Regions from separate parts of the Homo sapiens genome. Here region 2 is linked to region 1. The links are chromatin contacts, found by Hi-C or POLR2A ChIA-PET in ENCODE. All regions are on one chromosome and are shown on one strand. The core of a region is the stretch at or near the end of the contact, and the rest is flanking DNA. Distances in the headings are between cores, read along the strand shown.

Region 1 (7,861 bases), core at 1,833-4,332:
CGGCCTGGAGCTGTCCCCTTACTCAGTAGACACTGAAGAGGCCCCTCTCTCCACCAGACGCCAAGCCAGGCACAGCGGAGCACGGATGGGTCCAACACAGTCCAGCGCCCCCGGCAGTGTCAGCGCACACCCGCGTGGGAGCTGGGGAAGGCAGGCAACCACAGTTTACAAACGTCAAGCTCAGTTTCCAGGAACGGGCGGGGGACACAGAGAGGAGGGGTTGCGGGCCTGTGAGAATGAAGAGCACAGAGCGGAGAGGGGGAGGAGGAGGGAAAGGAAGGCGTGGCAGTGAGAGAGAAGAGGAAGAAGAGAGGAGGAGTGGGGAGGGGAGGGAGAGCAAGACAGCAGCGGGTCTGGATTCCCCTCCGAGCCACATCTGGTCAGGTTCTAAGTAATTAGAAGATTTTCCCATTGGTTTACCCAAGGGCTCTCTCTCTGATTAATTTTCGAAAGAGTTGGCCAATTTTAATCATAGCAAACACGATGATCACGGTGATCATGGCCTGAACAGCTAAAAGCAGAAAATAAAACCCCCAGAACGGACTATGATCTTGACCTTTGCCCGTGGTCACCGGCTGGGCCCACACCCAGGGTTCTGAGCTGTTGGGAGCCAAGGCTGGGTGGACAGGGGCTTCCGAGGAGCTGTCCGCAGCGGGGCGGGGAGGCGGGCCCCGGGGGCCCGGGCACTCCGCGTCACCCCCCGGCAGGGCCCAGAGCGGCAGGCCGGCGTGCGCCCCAGGGCCTGCGCACCGTGGGGGCTCTTCCCCGCCCACGAGGCCTAGGTGCTGCCGCAGCCACCCCAGGAAGGGCCCCAGGCCACAGTCGCAGCGCCAGGAGTTGTGCCCCAACAGGACCTCCGTCAGCCGGGGCAGAGCCCCAAACACGTCGCCAGGCAGGGTCTCCAGCTGGTTGTGGTCGAGCTGGACGCTCTCCAGGCTGCTGAGATTGCGGAAGAGGGCACGGGGCAGGGCGCGCAGCCTGTTGCGGCGCAGGGACACCTGGCGCAGCTTGCCGAGGCCGCGCAGCAAGCCGTCGGGGAGGGCGGTCAGGCCGTTGGAGTGCAGGGCGAGCACCTGGAGCTCGCCAAGGCCCTGGAAGGCGCCCTGCGGAAGCGCGCTCAGCCGCGGGCTCAGAGTCACCCCTAAGTACCGCAGGCGGCTCAGGTTGCGGAAGGCGGCGGCGGGCAGGGTGCGCAGCTGGGTGCGGTTCAGCCACAGCTCCTGCAGGCCCCCCATCTCCCCGAAGAGCACCCCCGGGAGCTCTGCCAGCGGGTTCTCGAACAGAGTCAACAGAGTCAGATTGTGCGAATGAAGAAAGAGCGCAGAGGGGAGAAACGCAAGGTGGTTTCTCGAAAGCGTCAAAGAACTGAGGTTTGGGAGCCGGTCGAAGGCCCCGGGTGCGATGGAACGGATGTGATTTCGGTGGAACTGCAGCTCCGTCAGGGCGCCCAGGCTGTTCAACAGCCCCGAATCCAGAGACACAAGGCGGTTCGAGTGGAGCAGAAGTCTCTCGAGCTTAGCCTGTGCTCCAAGCAACCCCTTGGGCAGGTGGGTCAGGTTGTTTCCCGATAAATCCAACAACTTCAGGTTCTCCAGATTCGTGAAGAGACTGGCAGGAAGGAAATCGAGCTGATTCTGGTTCAGAGCGAGCTCCTGCAGGTTAACCAGTTTCTGAAACATGTTTTGGTCAATGCCCCTTAGCGCATTGTGGTCCAAAAACAACTGCTCCAGGAGCACCATCTTATCCAGCAGCGCACCTGGAAGATGCGTGATTTTGTTGCGCGACAGCCTCAGGGTTTTCAGTTTTATCAGGTCACTGAAGGTGCCGGGGGCAACGGCGGAAATGTGGCTGTCGGAGATCATGAGGCGCTGCAGGACGGTCATGCCGCTGAAGCTCTGGCTCTGCAGGACGCCGCGGCCCATTCCGAAGAGCAGGATGTGCGTGAGGTTGGTGGGCAGGCCTAGCGCGGAGATGCGCGCCACGTCGCCCCCCGAGCACTGCGCGGCGTCCCGGAAGACACACTTGCAAGCTGGCGGACAGGGGAAGGGCTGGGCGCGCAGAAGCCCGAGCACCGCGCACAGTAGAGTCCCCCTCAGCATGTCTGAAAAAGCAACCGTGGGAGTGTGGTCAACACACAGGAGCGTTCGCGCCTGTACTGAACCCTGGGATCCTGCACTTTGTGCAGAGGCACAATCCTTTCGCCAGAATTCTCACTCCCTCTTTTCTTAGGACTACAGATTTCCCTACGTGGTGAAAAGACACTCATTCTACACTGCGTGGCCTCATGCTTTTGCTTTATTGATTTTCCACTCTCAGTTTAAAGCATTGAGATTACAGAGTTTTCAAGCTACCGAATAGCCAATACTTTAAAGTCCTTACATAGAGAATTAAAATAATCATTCTCACATTCAAGCTCACAGACATCACAAAGCAATGTCCATTGTGAAAACGGCTCTGCTCTTGACTTTATAACTTACCCTGCATTGGCTATAACCAACAGTCAAGAAGGGAACAGCAAAGTCTGCAGCCACCACCATCTGATTCTTTTGCTCACAATCATGCTATTTCCACAGTACCAAGTTACTCTATTAAAGGACACCCCCAAAACAGCGAACACCTTCAATCAACAGCCAACAAAAGCATATAATAATACCTATCACTTTACGCCATGCATTGTTCTCAGCTCTTTATTTATACTACATGCATTTAATCCTTACAATAACCTTAGGAGGTAAGTATATTATCCCCGATTCAAGGATGAAGGCACAGAGGCACAGAAAGGCTCAACAGTATAACTAGGGTCACATAGAATTTGAGGGTAGTATTTCTGACTTAGCCATAAAGAGCTACTATTTCTAAGATGCTTAACTAAAGGTAATACTCACGGCACTGAATTTTCTGGGAAATGCACACCATACTACTAACCTGCCAAAACAATGTTTCCTAAGCGAAATTTTACATAAATTGCTTCTCGTGCAATTTTACTTCTCATGCACACACAGACTAAAGAGCCCTCTAATTTCCTATACTAATGTTTAAAATATTTGGCCTTACCTGAAATGGTTCTGCACTCCAAAGTAACTGAAAGACTTAGAGCTCTGCATGTGATTCGACACTTTCCACAGGAAGAGGGTGGTATCCTTGCATCCTGAGGATAAAGACTTTACCAGAGTAGGTCAGGAAAGGACCCTATCTCAGAGCCCTTGTTCTGGTTTTTAATGACAAATATCTTCAAACCGAGAGACCATATATAACCTGATTCCTACTGTCAAAGCCAAGAGCAGTGGGGAGAGTTTTTCCATAAATGGCACAATATAACTCTATGATGCCAGGGAAGTTCAGTGATACAGCTGGATCACTGCAGTAGCCACACCCCTAGATGGGCCACACTTCCCCTGGGTCTTCCTTTTCATGCCACATGGCCCTAATTTCCCACCCAGGTTTTTTTTTTTTTTTTTTTTTTTTTTTTTTTTTTTTTTGGTATGTGTTGTTTTTCTTTCTCCGCTTAGCAATAAAGCTAAGAACATTCTCAAATCCTCCATTTTTTTCTTCCTTTTGGGACTAATAAGGCTAAGAACATCTTTGAACTTGTTCAACAATGGCATTGCTAGGTTGCAGGATGCTCACTTGTTGTTTTTTTGGTGGGGGAGGGGGACTCTGTCGCCCAGGCTGGGGTGCAGTGGTGCGATCTCGGCTCACTGCAACCTCCTGCTCCCTGGTTCAAGCAATTCTCCTGCCTCGGCCTCACAAGTAGCTGGGATTACAGGCACACACCATCACGCCCAGCTAATTTTTTGTATTTTAGTAGAGACGGGGTTTTACCGTGTTGCCCTGGCTGGTCTTGAACTCCTGAGCTCAGGCAATCCGCCCGCCTCGGCCTCCCAAACTGCTGGGATTACAGGCATGAGCCACCACGCCCGGCCGCTCACATGTTCAGTTTAACTGGGGAAAGTCAAACTGCTCTCCAAAGTGGTTGTGTTGGTCTACGATGACACCTGCCATTTGTGAGAGTTCCTGTGCTTCCTCTCTGCCCACACGTGGCACTTCCTGCTTTTTGCCATTTCTATGAAAGATATCTCAGCATGATTTTAACTTTTCCTTTCCCTGTTTAATGATGAACTTGAACACCTTTTCACATAATTAAGGCCCACTTGTGCTTCATTTGAGAAAGCTGGGTTTCCTTTTGCCCATTTGTCTATAGGCAAAACGTGTCTACGTGTCTTTTGAACACACTGATAATGCTGTCTGCATTAAGACTTCCGGCCAGCCGCCCTGTCCGGGAGGGAGGTGGGGGGGTCAGCCCCCCGCCCGGCCGGCCGCCCCATCCGGGAGGTGAGGGGCGCCTCTGCCCGGCCGCCCCTACTGGGAAGTGAGGACCCCTCTGCCCGGCCAGCCGCCCCATCCGGGAGGTGGGGGGCGCTTCTGCCCGGCCGCCCCTACTGGGAAGTGAGGAGCCCCTCTGCCCGGCCACGACCCCGTCTGGGAGGTGTGCCTAGCGGCTCATTGGGGATGGGCCATGATGACAATGGCAGTTTTGTGGAATAGAAAGGCGGGAAGGGTGGGGAAAAAATTGAGAAATCGGATGGTTGCCGGGTCTGTGTGGATAGAAGTAGACATGGGAGACTTTTCATTTTGTTCTGTACTAAGAAAAATTCTTCTGCCTTGGGATCCTGTTGATCTGTGACCTTATCCCCAACCCTGTGCTCTCTGAAACATGTGCTGTGTCCACTCAGGGTTAAATGGATTAAGGGCGGTGCAAGATGTGCTTTGTTAAACAGATGCTTGAAGGCAGCATGCTCGTTAAGAGTCATCACCACTCCCTAATCTCAAGTACCCAGGGACACAAACACTGCGGAAGGCCGCAGGGTCCTCTGCCTAGGAAAACCAGAGACCTTTGTTCACTTGTTTATCTGCTGACCTTCCCTCCACTGTTGTCCTATGACCCTGCCAAATCCCCCTCTGCGAGAAACACCCAAGAATGATCAATAAAAAAAAAAAAAAAAAAAAAAAAGACTTCTATCCTTCAAGACACCATAAAAAAGGGGAAAAGATAAACCACAAACTAAAGATATTTGTAACACCTATAGCTGACAAAGGCTTAATGTCAGAAGATATAAAGAATCATGGGATCCAATCCCCTTTGATGCAGCCTAATGCAGTCAGAGCCCAGTAAAGGCTGGGTTGACTGAAATTACCTTCAAAGTCACGCAGCCCTGGACCACAGGGAAGAGCCACTGCCTCTGCCAGGTATCGCGGGAGGTCTTTCAGTTCCGATCAAGGAATGCAACTCCAGAGCCCTGAACTGCTACACTGGTGACCTGGTAAGTCCGTCATGCATAGGCACATCGAGTGAAAGCCTCCCCGCCCCCTTGCCCATGAAATTGCCAGGGAGCCAACATGACAGACTGGGAAGGCGAGCTGTGAAACAGAGTAAGATGCCGATGGCTCAAATTCCTGTGGCCCTTCTTTAGCCTATTTCCCCAGGAAAACCTCCAGTCAGAATGGCCTCTACATTTTGTCCCTTAGGAAGACACTTTGATTGTCCAGGAAGGGAAAAGTAGGTATGGCAGTTGCAGAGTGGGGGAACACTCTTAGTCCATCCACTGAGCAAGTTGATGAGGTAATGAGAAGTATTTGGAGCAAGGAAGTTGACAGCTCCAGTGCTTCCAAGTCTTAAGATTCTGTATCCATTACCAGGTCAGAAGTCTGCTGTAAAACAGTTACCTGGCTTAAGGGGCTTGGCTATTCAAAAGCAGGTCTGTGCCTGGGTGAGATAAGCCTTTTTCCTCTGAGGGAGACTCAGTGGGCCGGGCACAGCAGGGAGCAACCACACCCCAACTTGGACCACGGACAGTCTCACTCAAGCCCCTAGGACTCCCTGTCCCTTGGCAGTGATACAGCGGAAGGAGAGACATGCAGAACTGTGCCCACACCAGCAGGCTGTGGGGACAGGATCACACATGCCGCACAAACCATAGCGACTGTTAAGAACTTGAGCTAAAGGCAGGCAGGCCCTCACCCCCCGAATTCATCACACCACAGCCAGCCACATATTCCCTAGCAGGGGCTCCGTGTCTCCCGGAGCTGAGCTCCATGGAAACAACTCCCACCCACACACAAAGGTCCTGTCTTCTCTGGGATTTTTACAACCATTTTCTCTCTCCATGGTATTAGCTTTTGGTTTGATTCTCCCAACTATTAATAGATTATAAGTCCCTACTCTTCTATTTCATTTCACCATTGCCCTCAGACCTCCTCGCATTTAACATTTGGCTCTACACTGCATCCGACTGTGGGGTTTCCCCAGGATGCTCACACACATGGCATGATATGCAGAATGTTGTTCTTATTTCCTTCAAAATCCAGTTTTTTTTAAAAAAAAAAAAGAAGGAAATGGGGAAGTATTATTAGGCAGGAAAATAAATCCACAAAGGGCAGTATTCATGTCACTAAAAAGCAAACAAATGAATAAAGACACAGAAAAAAAGTGTTATTTCATTCATTAAAATTTTTATTTTGAATAGCTTCAATCAAAAAAGGTTTCATAAGATTATTTACAATGCTGAATGTACAATTATGAATGTATGCCTTTTTGACAAGAGGGTACCATTCTTGAGCAGCAATACAATTTTAAAAATATAAAGATGCAGTATCATTTCTGATATAAAGTTACTTAAAAAAATCCAAGGTCTTAGGGAATTCACAAATCATAACTAGAAGTAACTTTTATTAATTTAATGTACACATAATTACCAAATTTTAATACATTAAAAATGTGTAAATGCCCACAGACTGTACAAAAATTAACACCCCATTTTGTTAAAAGTTCCCAACCACCTCCCACCATAAATATACAAAAACCTATTTTTAGATATGTCAAAATTGCATGCATGAATATTTTCTAAAGCTTGAATTTTGCTCTTCACTGGATAATGTTATCTATAGCTGTTTCTGTAACAGACTACATAAACATTGATATATTATTTACCATGCCTTTGAAACTGTGCAGGACTTTCATAAACATGGGGAACAAAATAAATAGAGTAAAAACTGCAACAGTTTTGTTTAGATGCAAGTGCAATTGGGAAAGCTTTCGAATTTCAGGATTATAAAACTACTATAAAAGTATTTATTCTGTTGTTGGCTTAGCCACTTGTATTCAAGCATTATTTGCAGCATTGCTTTACAGCAGTTGGTGCTAGAAGATACAAAACATATAGTTACCACTATTTATACTTGAGGGAGAAAAAAAACTTTAAACAACCCTGAGGGAGACACACATTAAAAATCTTGTTATTTATTTAAAAAGTTAAAAAGTTACATATCATTATTTAACAATTACTTTCCCAGACATTTCTGTCCTTTAAGTATGTGCATAAATAAAATTTAAATCAGCAATATTCATCTTAATACATCAAAATAATATATGTACAGATTTTAAAATTTAGGTCTGTATAAACTCAAATAATTTAATGTGAAATTCAGAATCAAAATTACTATGTAATGGTAACCTACGAGAGAAGACTCAGTCTATCTATGGCACTGAGTAGAACCCACACCTGGCTTCACAGGCATTCTTCAAATAACATTCTCAACGTGAATAACCCACCTTGTCTATATTCAAATCTAACTTCCTACAAATGCTTTTCCAGCCACCTAAACACCTCATTCCTTTGAAAACAATATGGACAGAAGAGATATAAAACCCTTACTAACTCTAAATGTTAAAAAAGTGGGGGGGGGGTGTCAAAAATAGCTCTTTATGATCATGCTCTTAAAGATGTTAAATACAATCGGATAATTGAATTTTTAAGCTGCTACTTAGCAATTACTTTCATTATATGCTTCAGTACTTAAACCA
Region 2 (7,861 bases), core at 4,610-7,109, 230 kb after region 1:
CTCTAAATGACTATGTATTGGGCACCTACTAGGAGCCAGGTGCTGTTTTAAGTGATGGGGATACAGCAGTGAACAAATCCTTGCCCTTGTAGAGCTGACACTCTAATGGGAGTTCACATACAAGAAGTAATAAACAGGTCAGGCGTGGTGGCTCAGGCCTGTAATCCTAGCACATTGGGAGGCTGAGGCAGGCAGATTGTCCTGAGGTCAGGAGTTCGAGACCAGCCTGGGCAACATGGTGAAACCCCATCTCTATTAAAAATACAAAAAATTAGCCAGTGTGGTGGCGTGCGCCTGTAATCCCAGTTACTCGGGAGGCTGAGGCAGGAGAATTGCTTGAACCCAGGAGACGGAGGCTGCAGTGAGCCAAGACCAAGTCATTGCATTCCAGCCTGGGCGACAGAGTAAGACTCTGTCTCAAAAAACAAACAAGCAAAAAAAAAAGTCACCTTCTCAATAAGACCTCCCCTGCTTATAATGGTGACCCACCTCTTCCACCAGTGTTCTGGATTCCCTTATTCTAATCTATTTAGAGGCCTGCCTCGGCCTCCCAAAGTGTTGATTACAGTGTGAGCCACTGCTCCTGGCCGTGAGAAGTGACTTTTGAGCAAAGACGTGAAGGACTAAGCAGGCAGCCAAGTGGATATTGGGAACAAGAGCCTCTGAGGGGGGCAGAAGGAACAGCCAGGCACAGGTTCTGAGGTGACACTGTGCTATGCATGTTGCAGCAACAAGACAAAAGCCACCACGGCTGCAGCAGAGAGAAAGGCCAGGCCTCCCTTAGTGCTGGCCTAAGCCACTGTCAGCTGGAGGCCCAACATACCTGGATTGTGAGCTGTCTGGCCAGAAGAGCCCCGACGGTGTCACACAGACTGGTCAGGAGGCAGCACGCAGCACACAGTGCCGACTGGTCCTGTCTGGGTTTCTGTGCACATCTCAGATAGAGAAGCCTGGGGTGACAGGGGTGTGGACAGAACACAGCAACTGTGAGTTTGGACCCAAACGCATGTATCTAAAAAGGGCAACTGTGACCCCGCATCGTCAGGGAGCTCTTTCTGCCCGAGGTATTTAGGACGTGTTTTTGAACTGAGTTTACAGATGGGAACCAATCAGAAGACTCCAGAGCCGCCTGTCCAGATGCCCATGGCAGGAGCTAGACCTCGTGAGATGTGAAGACACCGCCTCTTTGGAGGAAGAGGAATTTTACTTTCCGACTCCAAATCAGGACGGCTCCATTTGATGACCCCCCACCTAGCACTGAAAAAGCAGCCATCGGGTTTTATTTTTTGAAAAGGAAACAGGAGGGTTATAAAAGTAACTCAGGCTGGGTATGGTGGCTCACACCTGTAATCCCAGCAGTTTGGGAGGCCGAGGCAGGAGGATCCTCTGAGGTCAGGAGTTCGAGACCATCCTGGCCAACATGGTGAAACCCCGCCCCTACTAAAAATACAAAAATTAGCCGGGTGTGGTGGCGTGCGCCTGTAATCCCAGCTACTCCGGAGGCTGAGGCAAGAGAATTGCTTGAACCCAGGAGGCAGAGGTTGCAGTGAGCCAAGATCACACCATTGCACTCCAGCCTGGGTGACAAAGCGAGACTCCGTCTCAAAAAAAAAAAAAAGCAACCCAACCACTGCAGATAACTGCAGAGCACAGTTAATTGCCTGAATTAAAAAGACAACTTGTTTCTCTGAAATAAATTCAAACGAAATTCTTCTAAACCATCTGTGAAGTGGGGCAGCCTGGCTTCTGCTGGCCTGTGTCCATGTTCTTTAAACACAGAGCCCTTTTGGCACTTGGAGCTGTCCCTCCCTCAGCGCCCCCACAGCCACTTCTCCCCTTACAGCCCCTCCCCAGTCCATATCCACTGGAGAAGATGCACGGAAGGGCAGGAAGGGGCTGGCTGTTTCTATCAGCGTCACTGATAGGGCCTCTGAAATACGTTGTTGTACATGCCTCCCGAAGGGGCTGGCTGTATCTATCGGCGTCACTGATAGGGCCTCTGAAATACATTGTCGTACATGCCTCCTGAAGGGGCTGGCTGTTTCTATCGGCGTCCCTGATAGGGCCTCTGAAACACGTTGTCGTACCTGCCTCCCGAAGGGGCTGGCTGTTTCCATCGGCGTCACTGACAGGGCCCCTGAAATAATACGCTGTCGTACCTGCCTCCCGGAGGGGCTGGCTGTTTCCATCGGCGTCACTGATAGGGCCCCTGAAATAATACGCTGTCGTACCTGCCTCCCGGAGGGGCTGGCTGTTTCCATCGGCGTCACTGATAGGGCCCCTGAAATAATACGCTGTCGTACCTGCCTCCCGAAGGGGCTGGCTGTTTCCATCGGCGTCACTGATAGGGCCCCTGAAATAATACGCTGTCGTACTGCCTCCCGAAGGGGCTGGCTGTTTCCATCGGCGTCACTGATAGGGCCCCTGAAATAGTATGCTGTCGTACCTGCCTCCAGAAGGGGCTGGCTGTTTCCATCGGCGTCACTGATAGGGTCCCTGAAATAATACGCTGTCGTACCTGCCTCCCGAAGGGGCTGGCTGTTTCCATCGGCGTCACTGATAGGGCCCCTGAAATAATACGCTGTCGTACCTGCTTCCCGAAGGGGCTGGCTGTTTCCATCGGCGTCACTGATAGGGCCCCTGAAATAATACGCTGTCGTACTGCCTCCCGAAGGGGCTGGCTGTTTCCATCGGCGTCACTGATAGGGCCCCTGAAATAGTATGCTGTCGTACCTGCCTCCAGAAGGGGCTGGCTGTTTCCATCGGCGTCACTGATAGGGCCCCTGAAATGATACGCTGTCGTACCTGCCTCCCGAAGGGGCTGGCTGTTTCCGTCGGCATCACTGATAGGGCCCCTGAAATAATACGCTGTCGTACTGCCTCCCGAAGGGGCTGGCTGTTTCCATCGGCGTCACTGATAGGGCCCCTGAAATAGTATGCTGTCGTACCTGCCTCCAGAAGGGGCTGGCTGTTTCCATCGGCGTCACTGATAGGGCCCCTGAAATGATACGCTGTCGTACCTGCCTCCCGAAGGGGCTGGCTGTTTCCATCGGCGTCACTGATAGGGCCCCTGAAATAGTATGCTGTCGTACCTGCCTCCAGAAGGGGCTGGCTGTTTCCATCGGCGTCACTGATAGGGCCCCTGAAATGATACGCTGTCGTACCTGCCTCCCGAAGGGGCTGGCTGTTTCCGTCGGCGTCACTGATGGGGCCTCTGAAATACGTTGTCGCACGTGCCTCCTGGAGGGGCTGGCTGTTTCCGTCGGCATCACTGATAGGGCCTCTGAAATAATACGCTGTCGTACCTGCCTCCCGAAGGGGCTGGCTGTTTCCGTCAGCGTCACTGATGGGGCCTCTGAAATACGTTGTCGCACATGCCTCCTGGAGGGGCTGGCTGTTTCCGTCGGCATCACTGATAGGGCCTCTGAAATAATACGCTGTTGTACCTGCCTCCCGAAGGGGCTGGCTGTTTCCGTCGGCATCACTGATAGGGCCTCTGAAATAATACGTTGTCGCACGTGCCTCCCGAAGGGGCTGGCTGTTTCTATTGGCGTCACCGATAGGGCCTCTGAAATACGTTGTCATACCTGCCTCCCGAAGGGGCTGGCTGTTTCCCTCAGCGTCACTGATAGGGCCTCTGAAATATGTTGTCGTACCTGCCTTCCGAAGGGGCTGGCTGTTTCTATCGGCGTCACTGATAGGGCCTCTGAAATACATTGTCGTACCTGCCTCCTTGCTACATTTCTCTGGAGACACCGAGACAGGGTGGCAGCGCTGGCTTCATTTCCACTCAGCAGAGGGTGGTGCTCATTCCACATCCTTAGGACGATTTAGCTGATTCTGAGCGCCTGTCCTTGGGAATGGTGGATGAGTACAGAGGGCTCTTGGCTTTCTAAACATTTCCTGACCTGCTGGCCCAAGCCTGAAGCTCACAGTGGCAACATCAACTTCAGTCTGGGCCCTGGGCTCCTAAAACCAATTGAAGACCAAGGAGTGGAGATTCTTAAATTGGAGACTCCCAGAGGCGGACCCCAATTAGAAATAATTTATATCAACCCTCCCATTTGAGAGGACAAAACTGAGGCCTCTGGTGAGAAGGTGAGTTAATGGTGGTCTTCTGGCTTCACACGCGGGGGCTTTGCTCCGTACCCTGTTGTTCTCAGCCACTTCCCCAGCTCTTGGGGCCAGGGTGCCAGCTGACCTTAACCCAGCCCACACACCACTCCGAAGACACATTCTTCTAAGAGAAAGGGGAGCAGGGGAGGTTCAGGGATGGCAAGGCCCTGAAAACAAATGGGTATGTCCAGATCCCAGGCAGGGTGAGAAGCAGAGGCTCACTCTTAACCCCTCCAAGGTTGGCAAAGTGCCTAACAGTGCTGGTCTGAGGACAACTGTGAGGAACAAAAGGATAATGCGTGTCCAGCGCCTTGTTAGTTTCCAGCCTCTGATCTGAACAGTTTAATCTCTCTTACCAGCCTGCCCCTTTCCAATAGGATCTGGGGTTTTGGTTCTTTCCTTTCACTCAGACAAGTTATTTAACCTCTCAGAACCTCAGGGTTCCCTACAGAAAGTGGGGGTAACAGCACCTACCTCCTGGTGCTGATATTGTGAGTGGCAGGCATTGAATGAGTTAATGAATGCAACACTGGGCCTACAGTAAATGTTCTAGGCGTCTTTTTATTTGTATTGCAGTACTGGGTAGTGGGGCTGCAGAATCTCTGCAATACGACCAAACGCCTTAGGAGAATATCCACTGAGTGCCTACAGGGAGACAGTTCTAACCTCTCCCAGGGGTGCTGGTCCTTTCTCCCCTGCCAGGGAATGCTTGGGCGGCACCATCCTGAGCACTGCTAGTGGATTTCCATGCCTAGGACAGAGCGGCTGAGGACCTGGAGATTCACTCTTAGAACTTAGGCTACCGTGGGCATCTGGACAAACCAGTCCAGGTGCTGGACAGACCAGGGCAAAGACAGGCCAGCTGGATCATATCACTACCTCCCTTCCCACCTAAGAGGACTTTGGGTAAACTGAGGCCAGAAACATCAAGGGACTTGCCAAGGTCCTAAGAGTTGGTGGCCTAGCTGGAGCAATACAAATGATGTTTAATGAGCATTTACTAAGTGCTTTAACGGTACTGATTCATCGAATCCTCCCATCATCCTATGAGGTATTATCTCCGGTCATAGGAGGCCCAGAGAGGTTCTGGAGCTTGCCCAGGTCACACTGCGAGTCAATGGCGAAGGGCTGACAATAGCACCCAGGGCTCGCGGTGTCCTCGGGGCCCCATCCGCTGCACCACCCAGCCTCCTCCCTTTGGCTCACAGCCCAGCTTCCCTGTGCGTGGGATCCGGAAAGAAGATCCCACTTCAGTCTACAGAGCAATGTTCCATTGGATCCTATTACTGAGCCATCTCCTTCATCCCCCTTTCCGCCCCCTCCTCTAGGTTTCCGAGAGGGAGCAGCAGGGGATTGGCGCCCGTTTCCCCGCCCGACAGCCCCCCGACCCGTGGCCCCATTACAGCGCGTGGGCGGCGATCCAGCAGGAGGAGGCGCAGATCCACAGGCCGAAGGAGATGCAGACGCGGTGGCGGGCGAAGCAGCGGTCCAGGTAGTCCCAGTCCCAGAGCGCGGGCGCGGGGCTGGGCGCCTCCCCCATGGCGCGGCTGGGCGCGCGGCGCGGGGCCGGGGACCTGGGCGCAGCCTCCCTCGCCGCGGGCAAGCCCCGAGCGCCGCCGCCCCGCGTGCCCTTCTCTGGGTTCCGTTCCGCCGCGGCGCCTCCGGCCGAGCGCACCGACCGCGGGCAGAGAAGGGCGCGCTCCCGGGCGCGGGCGGCGGCGGCGAAGGCGCCGGGGAAAAGTTTCCGGGACCGCGCGCTCCCCACCCCTCGCGCTATTGTCGGGGGTCGGCAGGGCGGAGGCCGCCCCCCAGCGGCGGGAGCCGGGAGCTGCGCGCGCACAAAGACTGCGGCCCCCGCCCCCCGCCGACCTCTTCGCGGTCACCCACCTCCAACATCCTGGCCGGAGCGGGGCGGGCGGCTGGGCTCGCGGACGGCCGAGTCCCTGCCGGTCGCTGTAAGGCACGGCGTCCCTTCCTGCGTATTGTCCACATTTCCTGAGCCAACAGCAATTAGTTGCGCTGCTGAAGCGCATGGGTGCTGGGATCCCGAGGTGAAGGGGGCGTGGTCCTGATCGCCGACAGGGCGCAGTAAAAAGGGTGGGGTGCAAGACCAGGAAGGAGGAAACAAACGTGCCGGAGAACAAATACCCCCACATCTGCCTCTCACTCTCCTTTCTGAAGCTGCCAACGGCACCCTCCGCCCCCAGGCAGTCGCCCAAGCCCTGCTCCTGGATGTCATCCTAGCCCACGGCCCCGCAGCCAAGAGCTGGTTATCTCTGCAACCGGCCGCCTCCTGTCCAGCCACACACCGCACAGTTCAAGTACACAGGGCTGTTTTTCTTGAGAGTAAACTATTATTGTAATTTTTAAATCTCCTTATTGATTTTAGTAGGTTTGTTTAAAGCAAGACATGACTTGAAAACAATATTTCTATAGAAGGAGCAGGATTGAAAAAAAGAAAAAAAATCTTTTTTAATTTTCAAAAACTACAGCTTTATTTAGATATTATTTATATGCCATAAGCATAGTCTTTTTTTTTTTTTTTTTTTTTGAGACAGAGTCTCACTCTGTTGCCCAGGCTGGAATGCAATGGTGCGATCTCAGCTCCCTGCAGCCTCCGCCTCCCAGGTTCAAGCAATTCTCCTGCCTCCGCCTCCCAAGTAGCTGGGACTACAGGTGCCCGCCACCACACCCGAGTAATTTTTGTATTTTTAGTAGAGACGGTGTTTCACCATGTTGGCCAGGCTGGTCTTAAACTCCTGACCTCGTGATCTGCCCTCCTCAGCCTCTTAAAGTGCTGGGATTACAGGTGTGAGCCACCACATCCAGCCTACATAGTACTTTTAAAATGTACAATTCTGGCCAGGCACGGTGGCTCACAACTGTAGTCCCTGCACTTTGGGAGGCTGAGGCAGGCGGATCACTTGAGGTCAGGAGCTCAAGACCGGCCTGGCCAACATGGTGAAACACTGTCTCTACTAAAAATACAAAAATTAGCCGGGCATGGTGGTGCGCGCCTGTAATCCCAGCACTTTGGGAGGCCGAGGCAGGTGGATCACTTGAGGTCAGGAGTTTGAGACCACCCTGGCCAACATGGTGAAACCCCATCTCTACTAAAAACACAAAAATTAGCCAGGCATGATGGCAGGCGCCTGTAATCCCAGCTACTCGGGAGACTGAGGCAGGAGAACTGCTTGAACCTGGGAGGCGGAGATTGCTGTGAGCTGAGATGGCGCCACTGCACTCCAGCCTGGGCGACAGAGCAAGACTCCATCTCAAAACAAAACAAAAAATAAAATGTACAATTCAGCAGTTTTTAGTGTATCCATAGCGTTGTGCAACCAACATCACTGTCTACTTTTAGAACATTTTCATCACCCCCATCTGAAAAGAACCCGGCCCACTGGCAGTTACTGTCCACTCCCCTCAACACTCGCAGCCCAGGAATCGCAAATCTACCTTCTGTCTCTATGGATTTGCCCATTTTGGACATTCCACATCAATGGAATCATCCACTATATGACCTTTCTGTGACTTTCACTTAGCATGTTTTCAAGGTTCATTCATGTTGCTGCGTGTTATCAGTACTTCATTCCTGTTTATGGCTCATCATAATACATGGTATGGGTATTTTTATACCACATTTCGTTTATCCACTCATTAGTGGGATGTTTGGATTGCTTTCACCTTTGGGCTATTATGAATAATGCTGCTCTGAACATTTGTGCACAAGTTTTTGTGTGGA

What was found. Hi-C counts contacts between places; a loop is a spot of excess contacts on that map. ChIA-PET counts read pairs that join two places held with the same protein, here RNA polymerase II (POLR2A). Pooled maps may share reads with other maps.
Region 2: a pooled map shows a loop between it and region 1 (6-fold over the local background). The contact joins the promoter of TMEM44 here to the promoter of GP5 in region 1. A Hi-C loop is called at or near these places in 8 of 50 pooled maps. POLR2A ChIA-PET finds 5 or more read pairs at or near these places in 7 of 52 experiments (A673, H1, HepG2 and 4 more).

What each region holds. Positions count from the first base shown.
Region 1 is chr3:194,396,184-194,404,044 of GRCh38, forward strand. GP5 (glycoprotein V platelet) reads right to left here and starts at 3,083. Exons shown (of 2, transcript NM_004488.2): 1 at 3,055-3,083; 2 at 1-2,101. The coding sequence starts at 2,099. The coding sequence ends at 417. ATP13A3 (ATPase 13A3) reads right to left here. Exons shown (of 34, transcript NM_001367549.1): 34 at 6,494-7,861. RefSeq lists a silencer at 984-1,033 and enhancers at 3,913-4,466, 4,467-5,019.
Region 2 is chr3:194,627,560-194,635,420 of GRCh38, forward strand. TMEM44 (transmembrane protein 44) reads right to left here and starts at 5,860. Exons shown (of 10, transcript NM_001011655.3): 1 at 5,520-5,860; 2 at 824-950. The coding sequence starts at 5,656. TMEM44-AS2 (TMEM44 antisense RNA 2) reads left to right here and starts at 5,369. Exons shown (of 2, transcript NR_186047.1): 1 at 5,369-5,608. RefSeq lists a silencer at 5,629-6,058.